2 separate regions of the Homo sapiens genome follow, and region 2 is linked to region 1. Evidence: chromatin loops called from intact Hi-C (ENCODE). Cell type or tissue: IMR-90. All regions are shown on one strand.

Region 1 (8,000 bases):
TGCTTCCCATCGTTAGAAAGATGATGCAAGAGGTCTGCCTTCAGTTTGACATGTTTGTTTTCAATAACAGGAATGTGTTTGTACAGCTCTTTAGTGAGCACTGTTACTGCTAACTCAACATCGATTCTCCCTTCTTTTTTTCTTAGAGAACTTTGAATTATTTTTAGATATCTACCTCTCCTATACACAGCCCACGTGTCCCAATGAAAGATGACCCCACCCCAGCTCCAGAGGCAGCTTTGATTTGTTGGTCTAAATAAAGGTTTTTGCATCCCCTTTTCAGTGACTGGATCAGACATGGCTGTGAAAGCCGATTAGAAACAAGAGGATGCTACTATCAAGGGAGGGCAGGATGTTGGGAGGGGAAGACTACAGCAATGGGAAATTGATTACACATTGGGGATTAGTCAAATGAACAAATAGGATGAGAATTATGGTAGCCAAGTTTGTCACTCTTGGAGTAGGGAATCACAAACATGGAAAGAGAGAAACTAGTTTGACCCTGTGGTGTGTTGGAATTGGAGACATTGGTGTGAAGTCATGGATTTCAATATATAGATTGATCGGTGTAGAAATAGACATAGATGTAAATGCAGATATATATAACAGTATAGAGTCCCTAGCCCTGTTCACTGAGAGACTCTAGAAGCAATAACAACCCAGTAGCAATAAGAATACTTAGTATCCAAATTTTGGCTTCTAAATATCTTTCTCCACTAAATGGAGCTAGGACTACTTACCAAAAAAAATGGCTGGTTCCATGATTTGAGCAAGGAAAGGGCAAAATGAGTCTGGAACATCTTATTCTACCAGAAAGTAAGATGTGCCCAAAGAATTAGGAGACATTTCAAAAGGACACAGAGTCCAGCTTAAAGGTTCCTACCAGTCAAATAAAGGAGAATCTCAGTATCAAAATAAATAACAGTAGTTAGAGATCATAACCCATTAAATGAATTAGGAATTCATGAGTCCATACTAATATAAATATATAGATAAATTAAGACATTAAATGTTTGATAAGAAGGTATGTATTCACAGTGTCTCAAAGTACCTTCCTACAACTTAATAATGACAAAGGAAAAGTAAGTTAACTACAGTGAAGAAGGCTGGCAGATACTGCTTTAATGAAGTGGTCAAAACTAACATCTCCCATGATGAAACAAATCAAAATCATGTGCCAGGTGATAAGATGCAATGAAACAAACACCACATTACCTTTTGTGGTATTCCTGCCACAGATGCAAAACTTGAATCCAATCATAAGGAAACATCAGATAAACCCAAACCAAGGGACCTTCAATAAAATAACTGGGCTACAGTCTTTTAAAATATCAAGGTCATGAAAGTCGGACATCCTTTACAAGGACATTATCAGTACAAGTGGCAAAACTGGAATGGAAGGCCGGGCGCAGTGGCTCACACCTGTAATCCCAGCACTTTGAGAGGCTGAGGCAGGTGGATCACCTGAGGTCAGGAGTTTGAGACCAGCCTGGCCAATATGGTGAAACCTTGGCTCTACTAAAAATACAAAAATTAGCCGAACATGGTAGCATATGCCTGTAATCCCAGCTACTAGGGAGGCTGAGGCAGGAGAATCACTTGAACCCAGGAGGTGGAAGTTGCAGTGAGCTGAGACTGCACCATTGCACTCCAGCCTGGGTGACACAGTGAGACTTCATCTAAAAAAACAAACAAACAAACAAACAAAAAACCTTGAATGGTGTCTGTGATTTAGAATTTTGGCTTTGTAGGAGAATGTCTTTGTTCCACAGGAAGTATACGCTAAATTATCCTGGTGCACAGAATTTCACGTCAGCAAATTACTCTCAAATAATTCAGAGAAATAACTTTTTTGTACTGTTCTTGAAGGTTTTCTCTAAATTTGAGATTGTTTCTCAAAAAATAGAAAGAAAATAAAACAAATGGAAAGAAATGTTCTTAAGATACAAGGAGACTATTACTATTACTGAAAACTTCTAGAAAAGTCTTTTTTCCTTCTATGAAGACTTTCTGAAACTTTTTTCCTCCTCTGGATAATGCCAGGCATTGAGATGAGACCCCAAAAATCATGTGATCGTCTCACTGCCAGCCTGAGAAGAAGGCAGAGCGAAGAGGATCACAGGGAAAGATCTGGGGCCACTGGATCGAGCCTGTCCTGATTCCTCTGGACTGTCAGCCACGGGAGTGATTAAAATTCCTTGTTGTTTAAGCTTCTCATGTTGGGTTTTCAATTATTCTCCACAAAAGACATCCTGACTTACACATAGTCATTGAAGAAGGATTCCAGTGTCCTCTGACAATGAACTCCAGCCTCATTGTGACACAGGTTATCCATTTATAAAATCCTTATATAGAAATCTCCCTCCTGGCCGGGCGCGGTGGCTCACGCCTGTAATCCCAGCACTTTGGGAGGCTGAGGCGGGTGGATCATGAGGTCAGGAGATCGAGACCATCCTGGCTAACAAGGTGAAACCCCGTCTCTACTAAAAATACAAAAAAAATTAGCCGGGCGCGGTGGCGGGCGCCTGTAGTCCCAGCTACTCGGGAGGCTGCGGCAGGAGAATGGCGTGAACCCGGGAAGCGGAGCTTGCAGTGAGCCGAGATTGCGCCACTGCAGTCCGCAGTCCCACCTGGGCGACAGAGCGAGACTCCGTCTCAAAAAAAAAAAAAAAAAAAAAAGAAATCTCCCTCCTGCGTAATAATGGGTCCTTGTTATGACATGGATGATGGGTAAACAAGCACAGTGTAACCTCTTGAGCACCTCCACAGTGACTTTCAGATTCCAAGTAAAAAGCATTCCAGAATGTGAAGGAATACGCTGAGCTTATCACACAGGGGCATTGCAGTATGGAGCTATCTAGCAACCAAGTTGAACTCAGTCCAACATCATTTTTACCACTCTGCAACAAATGTCCCCAGGCCTTCCCTTTCTACCTAAAAACCTTATTTGATTCTATTTAAATGTCTGTTAACTTTACTCTTCTGATTTAATCTTATCACTCTCTTCTCAGAAACCTTGAATAACTCACCCATACCTAAGAGATAGAGTCTTTTATCTTATCATGGCACTCAGGGACCTCCCTGGCAGATCCCAAACCATCCTTCACATCTGTCTTCTCTATCTCAGTGCACTTTATTCTCCAGGAACACTGTGGAGAAGGGAGTTACAAATATGGAAAGTGAGGCCAGGCACAGTGGCTCACGCCTGTAATCCCAGTACTTTGGGAGGCCAAGGCAGGTGAATCACCTGAGATCAGGAGTTCAAGACCAGCCTGTCCAACATGGTGAAACCCCGTCTCTACTCAAAATACAAAAATTAGCCAGGCGTGGTGGTGGGCGCCTGTAATCCCAGCTACTCAGGAGGCTGAGGCAGGATAATTGCTTGAACCTGGGAGGTGGAGGTTGCAGTGAGCCGAGATCGCGCCATTGCATGATTGTTGCCTGGGCAACAGAGTGAGACTCCGTCTCAAAAAATATATACATTTATATATGGAAAGTGAGAAAACTAAACTGAACCCTGAGGTGCTGTTTGGAATTGAAGACATTGGTGTAAAATCATAGATCTGAATCTATGTAGACAGCTATGGGAATCTATGTAGGCATGTTCCTGATATAAATCTAGGTATGTTCCTGATGTAAATCTATCTGATGTAAATCAGGAACATTCCTGGATAGATTCCGTGTCCACTGAGAAGTAGAAGCAACAGCACCCCAGTAACAATGCAAACGCCTAGTTGCTGGAAATATCATGAAGTTTTACATCTTTTTGCCCACGTATACCTAATCCTACAGTTTTCTACATTAAAACACCTCGGCTGTGCTCTGCCTACCAAAATTCCATTGAAGTGAAATTACAAAATGTAAAGCACCAAATACATGTCACCAACAATTTTTTATCCCTGACTCTCAATCAAAGTCTGGCTCAAATACTCTCTCTCCTGTGACACTTCGTTGGGAATATGCAAGCAGAATTCATGTCTCTTACCTCTATGCCCATGAATCATTTCCTGTGAGCCTCTAGAGAGCATCAGTGCATCCTTCTTTGTGTTGATGATGGCTGTTTACAAGTTCGGCTCTCCGACATCTCATGGATTTTTGTGGGAGGATGTGACTCTGTTTCTCTTTGTCTTCCTAGCCCCTAGCACAGGACCTGGAAAATATTAGGTGTTCAATAAAGGCATTTGGAATTAGAGGGAGTCTTTCTCCACAAAATAGACTGGAGCTCACTGGCCTGCCTCCAGAGCCAAGCCTTGACCTCATTTGCACTGAACTCTGCCCAAGGAAGCTGACCATTCATAGGGAATCCAGGACAAAGCCACCAGGGCCCTTTGTTCCAGCCCTATTTCTATAGACTATTTCACTTTGCTGAACAAGAGGACGTCTTCAGAGAGCTGACATGCCCGCTTGCCAGGTCTTTCACAGAAATGTTTTATTTGATGCTTTGCTTTTGCTGCAGAGTAAGTCTCTCTCCACTTTGCAGCCAGAATACTGGACACATGAAAGGAATGTTCCTGTTTTGATAACAGCTTCCTTAGAGCTTGGCTCTACTGGGCTGGGCAAGGAAATGACCACATTCTGGCTCCCAGGGAAGGCTGTGGAACTCCAAATATGTGGGACTGAGGGAAGCTCCTGCCCAGGAAGAAAGCTGTTGTCAGACGGAGATGAAAATCCCAGTGTTCTTGGCTCAGGGGGTTTTCTTCATTAACTGTGCAATCAGCAAAGAGCAGTAGAGAGATACTTTGCAGCCCAAGGATCTTAGATGGCGAGAGGCAATGGGAAATCTTCCCATTGAGGTCCCATCTGACCTCCGTGATGGCCTCCATTCATTTTATATTGCTACCAGAACAAACCCCCACAAATTCAGTGGCTTAAAACAACACCTATGTATTATCTCACAGTTCTGTAGCTCAGAAGTCTGGGTACAGTGTGGTTCAACTGGGTCTTCTTTTTACTTTTATTTTTATTTTATTTGTTTAGAGATAGTGTCTTGCTTGCTCTGTCGCCCAGGCTGGAGTAGAAGTGGCACAATCATAGCTTATTGTGAAACCACCATTGCAAAATTATAACTGAGACAGTGAAATAGATCTGATCTAACCAACTCCATCTTGCTTCTAACCTCCAAGCTGTCCTTGCTCATTCCTGGGTGTAGGCCAAAGTAACTTTGGGAGGAATTTAGTTTGTAGTTTATAGTTTAAAACAGCCCTTTCCCAAAACAAACCTTCTTCTTGCCTGGGGACTAGACTGACTTTGTAGGACAAACAAATTAGCCACAAGATTAGAAATTATGATTTAAGAGTCATGTAACTGGAGGCTACAAGATTCTGACCCTCCCCAAATTGCTCCTGGGATAACATCACTATTGTAAAAACTAAGATCAGTGCTTGAGATATTTTGAAGACCCTGCACTTGATGGATCCACTGGCACCACTCAGATTGATAAACTGGCTCATCTGATCTTGCGGTCCCCACCCAGGAACTGACTCAGTGTAAGAGGACAGCTTCGACTCCCTATTATTTCATCTCTGACCTTACTAATCAGCACTGCCGACTCACCGGCCCCCACCCACCAAATTATCCTTAAAAACTCTGATCTCCGAATGCACGAGGAGACTGATTTGAGTAATCATAAAACTCTGGTCTCCTGCACAGCTGGCTCTGCGTGAATTACTCTATTGCAATTCTCCTGTCTTGATAAATCAGCCTTGTCTAAGCAGCAGGCAAGGTGAACCTGTTGGGCAGTTACAATTGCAGCCTTAAACTCCCAGACTACCACCTCAGCCTACCTGAGTAGCTGGGACTACAGGCAGGCATCACCACACCTGGCTAATTTCTGTCTGGTTTTGTTTTGTTTTTTGTAGAGATGGGATCTCACTATATTGCCCAAGCTGGTCTCAAACTCCTGGGCTCAAGTGATCCTCCCACCTCAGCCTTTCAAAGTGCTAGGGTTACAAGTGGGAACCACCACACTCAGAGTGGGTCCTCTTTAGAGTTTCATGGGGTGAAATCAAGCTATCAGCAGAACCACAATCCTTAGTGGGGGCCCCAGAGAAGAATCTGCTTCCAAACTCACCCAGATGCCTGGCCGAATTCAGTTGCCTGTGCTTGCCAGTTGAGGGCCATCCTCAGTTTCTAGAGGCCTCTCCTGAATCCTTGCACAAGGCTCCTACTTCTCAGAGCCAGCAACGGCACACTGAATCCCTTCTCAGAACTGCACATTGAATCTCCTTGACTTCCTTTCTGCTGCGTCTCTCTGACTCCACCCAGAGAGAGTTTCCTGCTTTTAAGAGGGCAGATAATTGAATTGAGCCCACCTGGAGAGTCTCCCTATCTTAAGGTCAGTCATCTACTTCCATCTGTAAACTCCCTTTGGCCATGTAAGGTAACATATTCCCAAGTTCCAGGCATTATGGCGTGGACTTCGCTGGGGGACCATATTGGACCTATGACAAGGCCCTACATTTTCATTACAAAAGTAGGACTCCACCTGGCATGAGTATAATTGGGCTTTTTCTTGGGAGAGTACAGCTGGTCTTTGTTTTGCAATTTGCAGAAAAAAGTTTTAAATCTCCAAATATAGAAAATCTAGGTCTTTGAGCATGTTTCCGAGACACATTACTGTTTATCCTTACGCTTATGAGATTGTACCCACAGCCAATCCCTGACATCTGGGAACTGCCAAGAGGGACAGACAGATCCAGAGAGCCCAGGAATGATGTCCAAGAGGTTCCTCAGGGCTAGGTGAGAGACCAGTATTAGAATACACAGAGCCAGGCATGGCAGATCATGCCTGTAATCCAAGCACTTTGTGAGGCCAAGGCAGGAGGATTGCTTGAGTCTAGGAGTTTGAGATCAGCCTGGGCAACATAGCAAGGCTTTGAATCTAAAAAACAAAACAAAACAACAACAACAAAAACAAACAAACAAAAAAAACGACAGCATCAGTTATTAAAGGACATGCACTTAAAGGTAGGTCCAAAACATGCTGAAATTCCCATTTTTTGAAGGCATGGCCAACACTCAGGGTCTAGGATCATATCTAAGACAAGCTGGAAAAACTGATGATGGGCACAAGTTCTAATGGAAGCAACCAGCCTCCATTATCAGAACTGGGGAGACCTACTTGCAGGTATTTGGTACAGCCAAGGGAAACTGAGATTCAAGAAAGGAAATCCATTTTCTGGAAGAGCTGGGGTAGCAAGCAGGGACTATATAATAAGGAATAAATGCAGAAAGTGGGTTTCTATGTCAAAGCAGGTCCAAAAATGGGATCAGCTAAATAAGAATAGGTAGGCCCTATAGCGGCCCGGCTTTGGGGTTAAATCAGATCCACTGGGCTCTGGGACAAAGTCAAAACTTTAGGGAGTGGGAAGGAGGCCACTTATATGTCCTGTTCAAGGCACGGTAGATATAACTGTGTGCAAATCACATCCCTGCCTTCAAGGATCATATAGTCTAGGAGGCAGTTATTCTACCACGTGGCAGGGCTGTGGCAGCACACAGGAAGAATGAGAAAGGCTTCTAGAAGTGGTTCTGCGTAAAGACCTAATGATCAAGGAAAAGTTAGGTTAATGAATAGGTAGTCTCCAGCAAAGATGGGGCAAGACCTAGAATGGGAAGAGAACATGGCATTTTAGGAGTTTAGCAAGTAGTTTATCAAGAACGTGGCGTATGTAATATGAAGTCCACTTTCCTCCCACTAAAATCTCACTGTCCAATGTTTCATTTTCACTTCGAGCATTTGGACAGTGTTTTAATGCTGTTATTGTTGTGAGAATGTCTGGAATTGGCTAGAAATGTCTCCCTCCTTCTCCCCTCTTCTTCTCCCAATACCCCTGACCCTCACTCCAAATGTCAGGATTCAAGACTAACCAAGTAGCACAAAATTTTATTTCAGCACTGAAAGAGATGGAGCTGAGACTGCTCCTTCAGTGCCTCCTCTATTTGCTGAGGTCCAACTCACTTCTTGGCCCCCCTGGCGGCCTTGGGTGCCATCATGACTG
Region 2 (8,000 bases), 360 kb after region 1:
TGCCCATGCTTACGAGTGGCCTCTCATTTCTCCCTGCGTCGCCTCTTCTGCATTCTCCTCCACCTCTGTAACACCTGCCCCTGCAGACACATCCTCACTGCTGTGGCCTGCTCTCCTTCCTTTGAGGAAACCAGTTATTATTGCCTTCCTGCTTCTCTGCTGCCTCCTGGCTCTGCCTGCGCCCCTCCCCAGCACTTCCCAGCTGGCTTCAGCAGGCTCACTCTCTGTCTCAGTCTTCCCCTGGGAGCTCATACTGTCAGTTCAGCCATTTCTGGCACCAACCCCAAGTACCTCTCTCCAACCCTGACTTCCCTCCCCTGATCTAGATGTGCACTTTGGGCTATGCACATCTCCACCTGGATGCTCACCCTGGAGGAGCAAGCATCTCTCCCTCGCCTCCTCCCTCAGCAACTCCAGGCTGCCCTGTGGAAGCCCCTCTTCCGCTCCCCCAGGCTCACATGTTTAGAGTCATCCAGCATCCATTTCTCTAGACTCAGAAGGTTCCTGGCCATGTGGACTCTGGGTCCCAGTTGAATGGGTTGAAGAATGATGGACAGAGGGAGAGGTGAAGACAGCAAGTGCAGGCAGGTGAGGCCGTGATGGGACTGAGACTGGAGGAACAGATTAGAGAGGGTTCCTGAGGGGAGACGAGATTGTCAAACGTTTTTAAACAAAGATGGGAGAAGGATCTGGTAGGGTAGAGGATGGAGGTTAAAAGAAAAAGTCTTTCCTGAGTCCCTCAGAAGGACTCAGCAACACCTTTGCTGACTGGTAACATCCGACCCAGTGGTCTCCAGTTAGAACTACTCCAGGCTACAAGTCCTTTGGAAGCTTGTAGAGATTTGACAGCACTGGGATGACAGAGGTCAGGATTATGTGTCACTGTGTTGTTGGTCATATCGACAAGTCACTGAATAGTAGTGCGTATTGCAGTGTGAACTGGAAAATGAATTACAGTGCATCCCTACCTTGGGCCTCGCCTGCCACGCAGCCTTAGGAAAGAACAGGAAGCTATGTTCTGATAGAGGAGCCATTCTAAGATATTGTGGAAGGAATAACCATGAGATGTAACAATGTGTATATCTTATATATGTACAAGCAAGACAACAATGTATAAGATACAGCATCTTATACTACATCTAGTGTACTGCCATCTGTGCTTTTAAAAGCCAGGGTGGTGGAGAAGTCTGTATTGATGTTTTCTTGTATATCCATGGAGATACTCTGGAGGGGCCCCTGAGAACCCAGCCCAAGTGGCTAAGAGGGCAGGGGGATCCTGTGTAAACAGGATCAGGCTGTGGGGGGCTTTCACCTTAATATCTTTTATATTCTTAGGTTTTTGAACCATATGTATGTATTATAACCTCTTTAAATTTTTCAAAAATATAATTAAAAAAAAACCTCTAGCAATTAAAATATTATTTCCACCAGTTGAATGAAAGTCAGGTTGTTTTGCCAGGGAGGTTATTTGGCTCCTCTGAAATGTCCATTCATGAGTTTTCTGGTGGCTTTGGCTTATTCTCTTTCACTTTGGAGGAAATATTTCTGATTCATAATTCTTCATGCTCCGCCCTCAGAGAACTTCTGCCATTGCTAATGCTACTAGTAAAGTCTGATCTAGTTTTCTTACATTTCATTCCTTTTTTCCCCATCCACTCTACATTCATCACCACATTGGATCATATTTGGACAATTCATACAGACAGGAGGATAATTATTTGCATTCTTAACCAGGCACAGTGGTTCATGCCTGTACATCTCAGCTGCTTGAGAGGCCAAGGTAGGAGGATCACTTGAGGCCAGGAGTTTGAGACCAGCCTGAGCAACATAGCAAGACCCCATCTCAAGACCCTGGCAAAACACAGTTGCTGCTGTTGAGCTGTGACATACGAGGGAACGTTGGCAGGATGCTTTATGTGGTGGGGGAGAGGAGAGCTATCTTCAGCTGCTTAACAGGGCTGTTTGAAAAAGGAGTGGAACTGGAACAAGTAGATGGACTTTCTGATAGTCCCTCCCAGGGCAGCTAGAAACAACTCCTGAGTGTCCCACAGGGGTGGTGGTCTGAAGTGGTGGCTGCCACACAGCTCTATGACCCGCAGAGAAGGCTGGCTGCATCCACGTGTCTATCCAGTTTATCTTGCATTTGGAAAAAGAAGTTTCGACTAGATGGCCTTGACTCTAATAATAAGATGTTTTCTTGATTATTTTCCTTTTTTCTTTCGGCTTCTCAAACCTGGAATAGATACTCTCCATGAGACCCATTCTGTCTTGATTCTGTCCTTTAAAAAAATCTCTAACTATGTAGCTTCCTTTCAATAAGTACCTCTCCATCTGTATTTTTTAGGCAAGGTGAAACAAAAGAGTGACTTTCTTGTCAGAGCTTGAAAGAGAGCAAGTGGCTTTAAAAGTAGACTTTGGCTTTCTAAAGGTTCTAAGTTTTAATATTCTTATATTCGTTTAATCCTAAGTGTGTAATGAACATCTTTATCCAATTCAAAGATGACACCTGGGAGTGAACTGGTGGTGGGACATCACAGACTACTGTGATTTCAAACTCTCGGCAGGTACATCTCCGTTCATGGATGCATTAACAGCCAATGGGACAACCAACATACAGACATCTGTTACAGGAGTGACTGCCAGCAAAAGGAAATTTATTGACGACAGAAGAGACCAGCCTTTTGACAAGCGATTGCGTTTCAGCGTGAGGCAAACAGAAAGTGCCTACAGATACAGAGATATTGTGGTCAGGAAGCAGGATGGCTTCACCCACATCTTGTTATCCACAAAGTCCTCAGAGAATAACTCACTAAATCCAGAGGTGAGAGGCGCTCTTGGGCTGGCGTGGGCTTCGCGCTTCTCCCTGCCTGATTTCCAGGCCTGCCTGGCTGAACTGGCTCTTCCTGTGCTCTTTCTAAACCTCCTTTTGGGCCATCTCCCGATGCCCACCAGAAGGGAGGGAGCAGAGGGGAAGTTGCGGGCTTTGCTCCATGTCCCACCTCCAATGGCCGTGAATTCAGGATGCTTGGCCTGTGCTGAGTGTCCATCCCCATTCTCCCGGGTGTGGGTCCACCCAGGCCTCTGTGCCTCTGTGGTTCACCTCCTGCCTGGAAGCTCTTCATCTGGCGGGCACGGGGCTCCATGAAGGCACGTGGGAAATGTGTGTGCACGCGCTTTGCTTTAGCTTTCATCAGATCCTTAAAGGGTTCTTTGTTCAGACAGAATTTAAGTGCCCCCGGGGATCCCAGTCCCTTCAGAATATTTATCATCTTTCCAGTCCCCAGATACTCCTCAGCGGTTGTAGCAGAACACACAGCAACAGGGATTTCCACACATGCTCATTGCTGATAGTGCCTAGTAAGTAAGTTTTCCAGAACTGGTTGTTGGAAAGGTTAGAACATGAATTTTGTGAAGTTTCTAGAATCGGGAGTATTTGAACCTAACCTATATCTTTCCAAAATTTTAAGTCCTAGTAGTTTGTGAGTAGCTAGGTTGAGTTTTGTCCAGACAAGAAAACTTAACTACAGAAAGTCTGTGTGTTCGCCCGGGGTCACATAACAAACCAGTTCAAAGTTGGTCCTTGGTACATTTTTAGACTGCAGAGTCCCTTCATTGATTATTTTTAAATGCTTCACAGAGATCATTTAAAATGATTTTATGCCCTAAAATTACCAGTCCATGCTAATGTGCTTGGACTTAACGCACTTACGCACCAAACTATTTTCTGTCCCAAGTGTAATAGGGTAGTTTTTAAAACAAAACAAAACAAAAAACAGTAGAACTGAATGAGTTTCTTTCAACTGGTTTGAATGTGCCACCTGCTGTCCAAACTGGAGAAATGCCCAGTGATATAATAAGCAACTTGCCTTATCTAAGAGCCGCAATTTGCCTTATCTAAGAGCCGCAATGGCTGTATAAATACTAAGATAACGTAGATTCCCATGTCTTTTTAATTATACTCGAGTTATGTAGTTATATTTTACTCCATCCCCAGCATCTCAATCTCTGGTTACAGAAAATGAGACATTTGCAAATTAATTAAAATCATGGTAGATATCAGTAACTGTATCAGGCTATGATGCATTTTTCACAGATGCAGATTCTCCAGTAATAAAATGCTTTTAGGCAGGGTGCGGTGGCTAATGCATGTAATCCCAGCACTTTGGGAGGCCAAGGCAGGAGGATCACTTGAGCCCAGGAGTTCAAGACCATCCTAGACAACATAGCAAAACTCCATCTCTACAAAAAAAGTTGAAAAATGAGCCAGGCATGATGGCACAAGCCTATAGTCCCAGCTACTTGGGAGGCTGAGGCGGGAGGATTGTTTGAGCCCAGGAGTTCAAGACCACCCTAGACAACATAGCAAAACTCCATCTCTTACAAAAAGGTTGAAAAATGAGCCAGGCATGATAGCACAAGCCTGTAGTCCCAGCTACTTAGGAGGCGGAGGCGGGAGGATTGTTTGAGCCCAGGAGTTAGAGAGCACAGTGAGCCTTGATTAAACCACTGCACGCCAACCTGAGCAACAGAGTGAGACTCTCTCCAAAAAAAAAAATGCTTTAAGATTTTAAACCCAAAATATTCTTTGCCACTTTAACTTCTGGTGACTTTCAGGTAATGAGAGAAGTCCAGAGTGCTCTGAGCACGGCCGCTGCCGATGACAGCAAGCTGGTACTGCTCAGCGCCGTTGGCAGCGTCTTCTGTTGTGGACTTGACTTTATTTATTTTATACGACGTCTGACAGATGACAGGAAAAGAGAAAGCACTAAAATGGCAGAAGCTATCAGGTATGTAAAAATGATGTTTTTTAAACATTGGTTGGGTGTTTTGTTTTTGGTAAACCAATCCTGATAGAATGGGCCTGACCAAGCCTTGAGAATAAGATACACATCTTCTCCCATGGAGAGACACGAGCAGCAAAATTAATTAAATCATCTGTCTCTTCTATGGGCCTGCCATAAATTACTACTTGCCTTGGGCAAAATCTTTTCTATGGGCCTGCCATGAATTACTACTTGCCTTGGGCAGATAACTGATTTCAAGGTTGGTTTAAACCCTGCAAGTGTTCGGAGAATGTTCTGATGATTAGAGTAGATGATCATGGGTAGCCAGAGTTCCTATTATTTGTGCCGTGAGTATGTTCTGTCCTCAACCCCTAGATAAAGATCTCTTCCAAATAGTAAGTTACCATTTGCTCGACTCTGAAGTAAATTGTCTAGGCTTTATGATGAGATAGCTCCGTAACACCACATGGAGAGTTTTGTTTTTTGGTTTTTTTTGTTGTTTTTTTTTTTTGTTTCTTTAAATACAAGTAGTGCACATTCTTGTTCAGTTTCATCCTAAGTTCCAACTGGACAGAGAACCAGATAGTAGGAAATAAAAAGCAGAAGTCCTCCTTGTCCCTCACTCCCCTCAAGGTATCCAACATTCATTGGTGTGTCTTCCCCAACCTTTTTCTGAACATTTTGTTATAATTTTCAGTTTAATTTTTTAGACTTACTTTTAAACTCAGAAGTAAAAATTGTATATACTTATAGTGTACAACATGGTGTATTGAAACACGAATACATTGTGGAATGGTTAAATCAAGCTAATTAGCATATGCATTACCTCACATACTTACTATTTTGTGTGTGTGGTGAGAACACTTAAAATCTACTCTCAGCAATTTTCAAGTATAAAAATACATTAACTGTGGTCACCATGATGTACAATAGATGTCTTGATCTAAGCATTTTCAAATTTTTATTTCATATATACACACAAATAGTATCAATTTAGTTCTGTTGTTGCTTTGCAACTTGCTTTTTTCATGTGACAATATGACTTTGAGATATTTCTATTTCCTTGGTTGTTGGATTTTCCTCTGCTATATGATAACATATATCAGCAAAACTTTCTCTAAAACCACTTAATTCGTCTAAAATCATATCCCCTCATTTATCATGCTAATCACTCCATGTATAATTAGAAGTGTCTGATTTTTCGGAGATGAATTTTATTTAAAATGGATGAAACCTAGTCATCAACATGAAAGTTGGCTATGCTTCTCTACTCACCTCCCTAAAATGACATATCCCCAGGTGGCCCCCATAAACCCTTTGTGCTTGCCTTTTTAACTTACAGAGGATGAAAAATGAAAGAAAACGTAGACTGGCAAAATGGCAGTAAAGTAAGTTGGATCTTTTCCAAAATCCCAGATTTCTGGAGGGCTGAAGTTGAACTACTTTTGATAGTTACTAGGCTCCAGCTGAGCACTGCCCTTGGTGCACTGGGCTTTCTAGCACCTAAACCCTTCTAGAGCTTGCACAGCAGGATTGGTGTGGTGGGTAGGGGGGCTCTTTTTTCTGTTTTGTTGAGTCTGGGGTAGGCAGGGACGTCTTTCTTTGACTGACACCCAAGATGGCTCTGATGGGCACCAAACAGCCCATCACAGGAGTCCTGGAACCCACACCTCTGGGTTGAAGGGGATTGCCTTAGCCTCTCATGACATATTTAATCATTTTCAGAATTACTATATTTTCTCATATGATGTACACATGTATTTAGGAGGTTATCCCTTAATCTTTTGAATGTTACCTTTTACAGGCTATCACATTATGTGTGGTTTTTTTCAGAAGTGGTTTGAAATTTTATAGTCTGATCTTATTAAGTATTGTTTCTAATCTCCTAGGGGATTTCATCCCTGTGGTACACTAGGTGGGACCATCTTGTTCTTCAGTTTAAGATTAAACTGCTTGATCAGTGTCATAAATCCTTGGCTGACTCTCAGCGCCTCTAAGACAGCTTCATTATTATCCATTCAGGGTGAATTCCATGAACTTAACTTTTATTTTTAAAATACAAACCACCATGCCTCCTATGGTCACTTTGCATGTTCTCCATAATATCACGCTGAATGTACACATAATATTGTGCTTTTTGGTAGCTCTGCGGTCATAAGAAAATCGGATGTGTCAGCCAGTGCCTTCTGGGTCCTGGCTCCGTTTTCCCGTGTAGGCTTTTCCCTGGCTCCACTTGTGAGCCCGCTGGTGCCTCGCCGGGTGCAGCTCACTCCTCCCTCCAGCGTTGAATTCCCTTGGACAGAGGCTGTGGGCTTGTGGCGCTGGGATCAGTAAAAGCAGAGGAAAGCTAGATCCAGCCAGGTTTAAGTGGAGATCTCCTTTGTTGAACTTGATGTCACTTTAAAAGTTCACTTTCATCAGCTCCCTGCTCCGTCCACTCTCCCTACTCCACACAAAAAGCTGGATTGATATTCTTGTGAAGAGCCAAGTCCTGCTTTAGGAAAACCAACTTGTTTCTTCTTTATGTGACTATATTTTTGTCAATGTGAATTTTCCTTAATGTAGTCTGGCAAGATCAGAAAAATAATTAGTTACACCAGAGTCACTTAACCTTTCCTTTTCTTATTTGCATTTAAATTAATTTTTATGTGGATAAAAGCTCTTCCTGTGTATATTTTTCATTTCTCTGGTGTCTTGTCTCATGTTCCTTAAAACTTGGAGGCAAAGGACTTCATCGTAGCAAGTTTCCAAAGGAAAAGCGGGAAGCAAACAGGAAGATGAGGTTTCATATTAGGTCACCAGGTATCTAGAGCAGCTGACTTTGTGACGAGGATTCGTGGTTTGCAGTTTGCAGGGTAATTGCAACAAAAATATTCTGCACCTTTGTGGTTAGAACAAAATTCTTTCAAGTTCATGGACAGCATTAGGCTTTTGAAGTCTGCCAGAACCAGTAGCTGCCACTGGGTTTTAAGGACCAGGAGACTTCTCTCCCCAAAAGTGAGGTTTCTTCTTCCTCCCACAGAGGGAGACCGGGGGCCCTGCCCAAGCAGTGCCCCAGGGGCAAGAGGATTTGGGAGAGAACAAAGTGAGCCAGTAAACATGCCCCATGACCCTGACCTGTACCCCATTAGTCCTTCAAACGAAGGTGCCATTCAAATGAGAGAGACCTCAGCCATGGAAAGCAGCACACTGGCTGCCCAACTTCAGGTCCCTGCT

Evidence for each region. Peaks named below come from ENCODE experiments on the same cell type or tissue, not always from the same donor. Only the 100,000 strongest peaks of a DNase experiment are listed, where the experiment ranks them.
Region 2: it touches region 1 in a loop (7-fold over the local background); 2 of 110 quality-filtered maps call a loop at or near these places.

What each region holds. Positions count from the first base shown.
Region 1 is chr6:4,577,654-4,585,653 of GRCh38, forward strand. It overlaps LOC105374894 (a long non-coding RNA gene), which reads right to left and starts at 6,192. Exons shown (of 4, transcript XR_007059418.1): 1 at 6,071-6,192; 2 at 3,986-4,150. In IMR-90, no CTCF peak of the experiment used is centred here; DNase peaks (open chromatin) are centred at 4,008, 4,558 and 5,088; H3K27ac peaks cover 3,042 bases.
Region 2 is chr6:4,932,951-4,940,950 of GRCh38, forward strand. CDYL (chromodomain Y like) reads left to right here. Exons shown (of 7, transcript NM_004824.4): 3 at 2,565-2,821; 4 at 4,615-4,787. Among named protein-coding and RNA genes, the nearest start is that of LYRM4-AS1, 67 kb to the right of the region's middle. In IMR-90, a CTCF peak has its summit at 3,826 (motif pointing left); a DNase peak (open chromatin) is centred at 3,831.